2 separate regions of the Mus musculus genome follow, and region 2 is linked to region 1. The links are chromatin loops, found by intact Hi-C in ENCODE. Cell type or tissue: left cerebral cortex. All regions are shown on one strand. Links, peaks and the distances in the headings refer to the core of each region. The heading gives the core; the rest is flanking DNA. Region 1 holds the start of Crb2 (crumbs family member 2). Region 2 holds the start of Rc3h2 (ring finger and CCCH-type zinc finger domains 2).

The links. A loop is a pair of places that touch in the nucleus more often than their neighbours do. Peaks named below come from ENCODE experiments on the same cell type or tissue, not always from the same donor. Only the 100,000 strongest peaks of a DNase experiment are listed, where the experiment ranks them.
Region 2: it touches region 1 in a loop (3-fold over the local background); 1 of 42 quality-filtered maps calls a loop at or near these places.

Annotation. Positions count from the first base shown.
Region 1 is chr2:37,772,235-37,776,622 of GRCm38, reverse strand. Crb2 (crumbs family member 2) reads right to left here and starts at 374. Exons shown (of 13, transcript NM_001163566.1): 1 at 177-374. The coding sequence starts at 282. In left cerebral cortex, for the core only: a CTCF peak has its summit at 1,856 (motif pointing left); a DNase peak (open chromatin) is centred at 1,848.
Region 2 is chr2:37,421,415-37,425,802 of GRCm38, reverse strand. It overlaps Rc3h2 (ring finger and CCCH-type zinc finger domains 2), which reads left to right and starts at 2,900. Exons shown (of 22, transcript NM_001100591.1): 1 at 2,900-3,036. Zbtb6 (zinc finger and BTB domain containing 6) reads left to right here. Exons shown (of 2, transcript NM_146253.5): 2 at 1-303. In left cerebral cortex, for the core only: CTCF peaks have their summits at 787 (motif pointing left), 1,871 (motif pointing right) and 2,502; DNase peaks (open chromatin) are centred at 1,916, 2,698 and 3,263; H3K4me3 peaks cover 2,098 bases; H3K27ac peaks cover 1,986 bases.

The DNA of each region.
Region 1 (4,388 bases), core at 206-4,205:
CCACCGCATAGACTCCTCAGTCTGAAGCCTCCAGAACACTCCGAGCTCTCCAAGTGAGTCCCAAGACACCCGCACTGTCCCCACACTGTCTAGGGCCCGGGACACTCTTGCCTCTAGCATCACCATTCTCTCAGGCCAGCCCAGCCACGCTCACCCCCAGGCCCAGCCACACTCACCAGCCGGGACCCAAGGCAGCAGCAGCAGCAGCAGCAGTAGCAGTAGCAGCAACAGGGGGTAAATATCTCGTCTAGGGCCCCAAATCCTAGGCCCCACCAGCGCCATGGCAGCCGGCTCTGCCTGCCTGCCTGCCTGCCTGCCTGCGGGAACCCTCTGCTCGGCGGGCTCCGCGCCCCTGCGTCCCTCCAACCAGCACTGACGAGGTGGACAGAGGCCCGGCCCCTCCTCCAGCCCTCCCCCTCCGCCCCGCCTCCCACTGCTCCTCCCCGGACAGGATCCTCCCGGAGGGTCTGACCCACCGCTCCTCACAAACACCAGCCCCTTCGGAGGCCTCAGCTCCATCCAGGCAAGGCCCTGGGCCTGACCCTGGGTCTCAGTGCACAAGCCCTCTTGCCAGGCGGTCCAGTCCATGGGGCCAGCCAAGATTCCTGGGGCTTGTCCGACTACCCCGCAGTTTCAGGCCTGCCTTGCTTGAGCTCAGAAGCGCTCCCATCCGTCCTCACTTAACCTGCCCCTTCCACACCTGAGATAACAAGGCTCCTCCCCTCCTATCACAGGGGCTCCTGTCCTCGCTGCCCACTAGGTCCTACCCAGCCACACAGATCCTGTTCTTGTGACTATCAGTAAGGTAGTAACTGGGCCCCAGAGCACGTGCCCCCTGACTCCCTTCTATCCTTCCCACCCCCTCACCAGCCAAACGGAGCCCTTTCGTCTCCCCATTTGCCCTTGATCTTTGTCTCTGGTGTTTGCAACTTTAGAAATGTCCCTGCTGTCCAAGGCGGACCTTTCCGCTGAGTGGCTGCTCTACCGAAAATAGTGCTCCGATGCTGTTCCCACCCTTCTTCCTGAAAAGTCCTTCTCTTTGTCTAACCTCACAGTCACATGTTGCACTGGGTGGAGCCAGGAGTTCTCATCATCTCAAAACACACTGGCACATAAAAAAGCATCTCTTCTTCCATGGCCTGCTGCCCCAAGTGGGGCAGCATCTTATTTTAAAGGGAACTACCTTCTTGAAATGAGCCCCTGGCAGATGACAATGTCTGGCCCAGGTCAGTGATGGTGGATTCTGTCCCTGAAGGCTCTGGACTCTGCTGTGTCTGGCAAAGTAGCAATTGGGGGCTATGGCATGTCCTTGGAGAAACATCAGGTGAGACAATGAGCATCACAGGGTATCGGTAGCCAGCCAGAGGGCTGCTGGTTCCCCTGGGTCCCCAGAGCTCAGGAAGAGACTGAAACCATAGGCCTGGCTAACCAGCCCTGTAGCCTCTCCAGAATTAGAGGCCTGCCCTGTTTTCTGGGACACCCACTCCAGTTGTCTCTTGACCTGGAACTCCCATCGCTAATCTTGAGGAAGTCATGCTCCACTCTTGGGGGAGCACAGCTAAACATATAGGCACCTAACATGCCTGAATGACACGGAGTTTACTCGCTCTCAGTCTATTGTGTCTGTCATCTGTAAAATAGGAGTAACAGCTCCAGCCTCGTGAGACTTTACAGGGCAGTTGTGCTTTGCTCCAGGAATATGAATGGCGCCAAGAATATTAAATAGCAGGACCCTGGGGGGTAGCTACAGGGATGGGAGACAGGGGAGTGGGCTGTGAAGAGGAGCCAGGCAACAGACAGGGACTGGTTCACCCAGGAGCCCACCCCCAAGCACTAATCCCGAAGCTGCCACCTGGTGGTCCTTTGAAGAATGCAGTGGACAGAGCGCGCCTGGAGCTTGGATTGTCATAGGAGGTCAAGGAATTCAGGGATACATCTGAGAGCATGGAACTGACTGCTAGTGGTTGACTTGGTAGAACTAACACATCAGAGAGGAATACAGTGGTGAGGGCATAGATACCAATTCAAATCCCCAGCATCCACTTTCCAGCTCTGTAAGTCACTAAGTCTCTTAATGTCTCTGAGCCTCATTAACTTCCAAGTTAAAAAAAGGTGGAGGAGGAGGAGAAGGAGGAGGAGGAGGAGGAGGAGGAGGAGGAGGAGGAGGAGGAGGAGGAGGAGGAAAGAAAGAAAGAAAGAAAGAAAGAAAGAAAGAAAGAAAGAAAGAAAGAAAGAAAGAAAGAAAAAATAATAGCCCTCACTAGGTGGAACTGTCTTTTTTTTTTTTCATTTGTTTATTTATTTATTTATTTATTTAGGGCTTTTTGAGACAGGGTTTCTCCAGCTAGGTGGAACTGTCTTATGGATAAACTGTGTTTAAGGATTAAAGTGTTTGAAACAGCCAAGCAAGTGCTAGTTAAATTAAAAATGAGAAAGTAATTTTAAGCTATATGGATTTCAAATTGGAAATAAATTTATTGGCTACACTGGGGAACATAATGAAATAAGAAATTTGCTTCTACCCATAGAATCCTGGAATGTGGCAGACAGCTTTCAAGGCCACAAGATAAGGAGTGTGTCCTGTCACAATTCAAATGCCTGAGTACTTCTGTGGTAGGTATATATAATTTCCCCAAAGAACGATAGGGACAAGAAGCCATCTTTCTGCATTTTGTGTGGTGGTTGTATTTCTAGCACTTTCTATGTGTAATAACAACTATGGGAAATACTCCTTATTCTTTTGTTTGGTTTTGTTTTATTTGGTTTCGAGACAGGGTTTCTCTGTGTAGCTGTAATGGAACTTACTCTATAGACCAGGCTGGCCTTGAACTCACAGAGCTATGCCTACCCCTGCCTCCCAAATGTTGGTATTACAGGTGTGTGCCACCACTGTCCAGCTAATACTCCCTATCCCTAGGCAAGCCACTTGATGCTCTGAGCACTGCCCATCAAAAATATCACTCCAGGGGCAGAAGAGATGGCTCAGTGGTTAAGAGCACTGGCTGCTCTCCCAAATGATTTGGGATCAATTCCCAGCGTGCAAATGGCAGCTCACAATTAATGGGTTAAAAAGCCAGTTCTAGAGGATCCAGCACTCTGGCCTCCACATGACGCAAGAAAAATACTAAAAAACATAAAATATTTTTCATTTATCATTTGAAATAGCACTTCATATGAAAGGTCCATGGGCAATTACTAAGTTGGGTGGTCTGTGGGCTGTCCTACAAACAATTCACCCTGAGTCTAAACCCCACTCACAGCCAGAGGCACCCATGTCTCATGATCAACAAAAGACCCAGCAAAGGGCTACATTCAGAAGAGGGCTTACCTAGCATGGCTGAAGCCCTGGCTTCTACTCCTGACACATAAGCAGGGTGTGGTGGTGCACATCTGTGACCGAAGCGCTTCGGAGGCGGAGGCAGGAGGATTAGAAATTCAAGATTGGGTTCTGTGCCAGCTGCTGGAGGGGTTTTTCCAACTGGAAATGTTGTCTATTTTGTCTGTTAACCCTAAGCCCATGGTTAGCCAAAGCCAAGCTGTGCCAGTGGTCTCCTTCCCTACCTCGCAGCTCTCCTTCCTCCTCCAGTGAAGGTGACAAAGATGAGGGTAGGGGTTGCTTCCAGAAGCACCCACCCCAGCTCAAATGACAGGTCACCATGATGAACTGCTGACACCCTGCTGATGTTTTGCTGCTGGGTTCTAGAGTCACCACCCCAGGGAAGAGTTCAGATCCACATCCAGACTCGGTCAGAGCCTCCACAGGCCTTGCATGGACTGCAGTCACCAGTGTAGACACACCTGTCAAGGCTCCAGTGAGAATCACTCAGTTAGTCACTCTTGCAGAGAACTCTCTCATCTGGTGAAGAAGACAGACATACCGACAGAGCAGGAAGGTACTGACTGAGAGCCCATGGAGCCTCAAGGACAGAGACAAACTCTCTGGGGACAATTTTCCATGGGACTTGGAACCATGAAGTATGAATAGGAGTTTTTCAAGTGAAGAAGCAGAAGCTACAGCTGGATAAAATTTAGGCTGGGCGAATGTCAGTAATGACAGAGTCTGAGGACACCAGCATTGCCCAAAAGCAGAGTAAGATAAGAATGGGGTTAAAAGAGTGGGACTGGGGCTGGTGAGATGGCTCAGTGGGTAAGAGCACCCGACTGCTCTTCTGAAGGTCCAGAGTTCAAATACCAGCAACCACATGGTGGCTTACAACCATCTGTAATGAGATCAGACTCCCTCTTCTGGTGTGTCTGAAGACAGCTACAGTGTACTTACATATAATAAATAAATAAATCTTAAATAAATAAATAAATCTTAAAAAAAAAAAAGAGTGAGACTGTTGGTGCAGAGCCTGAAGGTACCAAAGAAATTAAATTTGGTCCTA
Region 2 (4,388 bases), core at 238-4,237, 350 kb after region 1:
AAAAACATTCCTGGGAGAGCATCCGCTTGCATGACATTTCTGAAAAATTCAGCAAAGTAGAATCTGTAAAGATATGAAGGTATGACAAAGTAAAGTGTAGCATTTATTCATTTTAAATACTTTTAGCTGTTTGTTTATGTCAGAAAAAGCAGTATATTTGGGTTGAACCTAGTATGTACTGCATTTAAATGTGTAAAAGATCTTGAAAAGGTTGTTACTTTGTTGTAGAGAAAATCCTTTCCTCTTTTCATTGGATGTAATTATGTTTGTATGAAACAATAAACCGGAGGTGGGAATGGAGAACTTTGGGCTTGTGTATTTCTATGAATTTTAAAGGAATCATTTTCTCTTTAGTAATAATGTTTTTTAAAATTATGTGTGTGGGGTTATGTGTACATAAGATTTATTATTATATTTTTAGTTATGTGTATGTGTGGGCATATGCTTGCTAGCAGCTTTGGATCCCCTCCTGGAGCTGCAGTGAAGGCAGCTGTGAGCTGGGAACTGCACTCAGTTGCTGTGCAAGAGTAGTCAGCTACATTAACCACCTGGTAATCTATGAAGCCCAAAGACTCACTCTCTCCTGCCTGTTTAATGTACCACCACCTGGCACATTTCTGTTATTTTCAACTGGACAGTGAAAAGTAGAACTACCTACTGGGGCTGGAGAGATGGCTCAGTGGTTAAGAGCATGGACTGCTCTTCCAAAGGTCCTGAGTTCAAATCCTAGCAACCACATAGTGGCTCACAACCATCCATAATGAGATCTGACGCCCTCTTCTGGTGCATCTGAAGACAGGTACAGTGTACTTATAATAATAAATAAATCTTAAAAAAAAAAAAGAACCTACCTACTGGTTTATATATGTACTAAAAGGTAGATAAACAGATTACCAACTGTCATAGGGCTTGTATTTTAATGGAGGTAGACAAACAATTGTTAAGTTTTTGAAATTAATTTGGAAAAATGCCAGTGATTAAAAAATGATAGGGAAAGCTGGGTCGTGCAGATATCAAGGATCAAGGCCAGCCTGGTCTATAGAGTGATTCCAGGACAGCCAAGACTATACAGGTTTTTGAGCCCTGTCTAAAAAACATAATAGGGAAAGGAAGGTGTGATTGTTAACTTTTAATGTGGTTTTCCATGTTTGGGGAATGTTTCCTGTGTGAAATGGAAAAATATCAAATGGAAGTAGAATGGAAAATGCACACACAGTAGGTTAGGGAACATGTATATATAAAATTACTCATCACTGTCCAGTTGAAAAGAACAGAAATGTGCCAGGTGGTGATGGTGCACACCTTTGAGCCCAGCACTCCAGAGGCAGAGTGAGTTCCAGGAAAGCCAGGGCTACACAAGAAACCCTGTCTTGAAACAAAAACAAAAAGAAAATACCAAAATGTACACCTGATTGTTGGGAAACTTTCTTTTTTGATTAACATAATTGGATGAAATTATGAATAATGAGTTATTAATGTATAGCTGGTGGGGCTGCCAGGTGGTGGTACATGCCTTTAATCCCAGCACTTGGGAAGCAGTCAGATCTCTGCGTTTGAGGCCAGCCTGGTCTACAGAGCTAGTTACAGGCTAGCCAAGGCACCAGAAAACAAAACAAACAACAAACAGGTGGGGCCAATGGATCTTTCACAAAAAAAAACAAAATGCAAAAACTAAAAAGCCGATCTTGTCACACTTGCCAGAAGCTTTGTGTCACTGGAGCTGCAGTTGTAAGCAGTTCAGTCTATGATTCTGCCTGGACCTTTCAATTGCTGGGTTCACAGGGATGCACCATCACATCTGCATTTTTTTTTAAAGATTTATTTATTTATTATATGTAAGTACACTGTAGCTGTCTTCAGACACTCCAGAAGAGGGCATCAGATGTGAGCCACGGTGTGGTTGCTGGGATTTGAATTCAGGAACTTCAGAAGAACAGTCGGTGCTTTTAACCACTGAGCCATCTCGCCAGCCCCACATCTGGATTATAACTCATGTATATTTAAAGCTTCATTAGAGAAATTTCCATATTCTAACTTACATACAGATTATTATCATGGATGTTGCTGAACATTTTGTTTCACATTCAGTTGCACATCATTAGCATAGATTCACAATATTAACCTTTTAGGATTACTTTGATAAATTAACTATAAAACTAAAATGCTTTTAAAATATCAGTTATCATACAGCCTGGCATATTTGTTTATAATTGTTGCTTTTCTCATCCTTATTTTCAGTCTTTCTTCATAATTCCTACCTTACAGGTTGCCATAAGTCCTCTAACAAATATTGAGTTATAATTCCAAAACTTGTAAAATTTGATCCTTCTCACTTTTGAGGCATCTGGGATTTTAGATGAGGTAGGTGGGTTTGCCAAACGTTTTCACTTTGGTCCTGGTTTTTGTAAACTGGAGAATTATTTGCTAATCTGGTTAGTATCTCACTACAAAGAGAGTAAAGTAGACTGTAACATAGATGAAGCAGGTTCTGCTCTATGGATGATAAATTTAACGTTGGCTCAATCTTGCAAGCCTCCTGGTCAAGGCTTAGATGTGCAGGGAGTTTCCCATAAGGCCCTTCGTCTTGCCTAGTCCTCGCATCATCTCCCACAGTACTCTGGGGTTCCTTTGTCATGTGACGAGGGTGGCTTTCTTCTTCAGAGGGAAACTGATGCGCAGTTCTGGTGGCCGGGCCACTACGCTTCCCTTCTGCCCCAACTCCCGGGCTTGCGTAATCTCGCGTGAAGTGAACAGTATCTTCTCGCGAGAGCTAAATCGGGATCCCTCCAGGTCCGCCTCCGTGGTGAGGAGGAGGAGGAGAAGGAGGAGGAGGAGGCGGAGGGAGGGAGGAGGAGGAGGCCCCGTCGCGGCCTTCGCCGCCGCCAACGGGGCTGTCCCTGTAGCTCCCGATGGAGTTTGAGGCCCTGAAACCGCCGCCGAGCTCTGCCCCGGCGAGACGAGGCGCCTCCGTCGCCGAGCCGCGCCGTCGCGGGGCCCCCGGGAGCGGCCCTTAGCGACCCCGCCCGGGCCCCTCAGGTAGGGCGGGGGCGGGCAAGATGCGGCTGGGGCCCTGGCCCGGCTGCCGGGTCCTCAGAGGTGGGGCGGGGAGCTGTCTCTGCCCGGCGGCCTGTGCACGGTGGCCGCCGGTACCCCGAGGGTTGGGAGTCGCGGGCCGCACCTGACACGACAGAGAGGCCCCTCGCTCTGGTAGGGCTTTTTGATGCGAAGCGAAACGCTCAGATGGCCACCTTTCTCCAGCACCGGCTGAAGGGACGCCTCTGACCACTGAGGATCCCACCCGAACAGAGGCCGGCTTCCTTCTTTGCTTAACCCATGTAGGAAGAGGGGCTTTCGAAAAGGTCCCCGAGATCAGGTCCTGTCTTAGCGTTTTCTTTTCAGCCCTTGGGCTTACCGAGACCACAGCGCTGGGATGGAGGCGATCTGAGTGTTGTAAATAGGGACCCTGGCTAAACAATGCCCAGGGAGGGCTTAACCTCCCTGGAGGGAGATGGCTGGACCAGGGGATGTGACTAGGAGCGATGGCATGAAGCACAGCCAGGGAATTCTGCTATAGTTTTCTTTCCCCCTTTCTTATTATTTTCCTTGGGGGAGCCTCATAAGGAGACTCTTCCACCATCTTAGGAGAATGGTAGAAAGCATCTTTGTTTCTAAGAGAAACAGCTGTACTTTTCTGTCGTTAGGAAGGAGATAAGGGTAGCTGTCATTTCCATCCTTGAAATCACCAGAGTTTTTAAGATACTGGCAGACACAGCCTTCAGACCAAAATAGTCTAAAGTAATCACAGACATTAAGTATTCAAATTCAGTGATTCTCAACCTGTTTAGATTTTTGTTTAAGCTCCACCTCGGTTCTTTTTAATCCCACTGTCCTCCTAACCTTAGGACCCTAAGGAATTTCTTCTCATCTTGACCCACTGTAATTAGAGTTGACTTTATATCCCGAATAAAGTGTTAAAAGTGTTTTACAAATCTTCCTGTCATTTTTAGTAGTCAGGCTTTAAAGTTCCAGTAAAAACTTGGAGTTAACCAGAGAAAGCTAATAATGGCACACTAAAGTGATATTATTTGACAGAAGGAAAGAAACGAATGTTCTAGTTGGTGGGTCTAGTCTCTTTGTGGTTAACTTGTATACACAGCCTAAGACTTGGACTCATTAAGAATAGTTTGTAGATTCCTGTTTTTACCTTTTATGTGGTTAAAAAACTACATCACTGATCTGACATCAATATCCATGTTAAATTGTTTACTTAAATTGTTTACTAACACAGTCAGTTCTTGAAAACCCAGAGACTATTCTATCCTATTAAAGGCTATTTTCCAATATTACCATTGTTTTGTTGATTTGGTGATTCATGTTTCCCACATTCA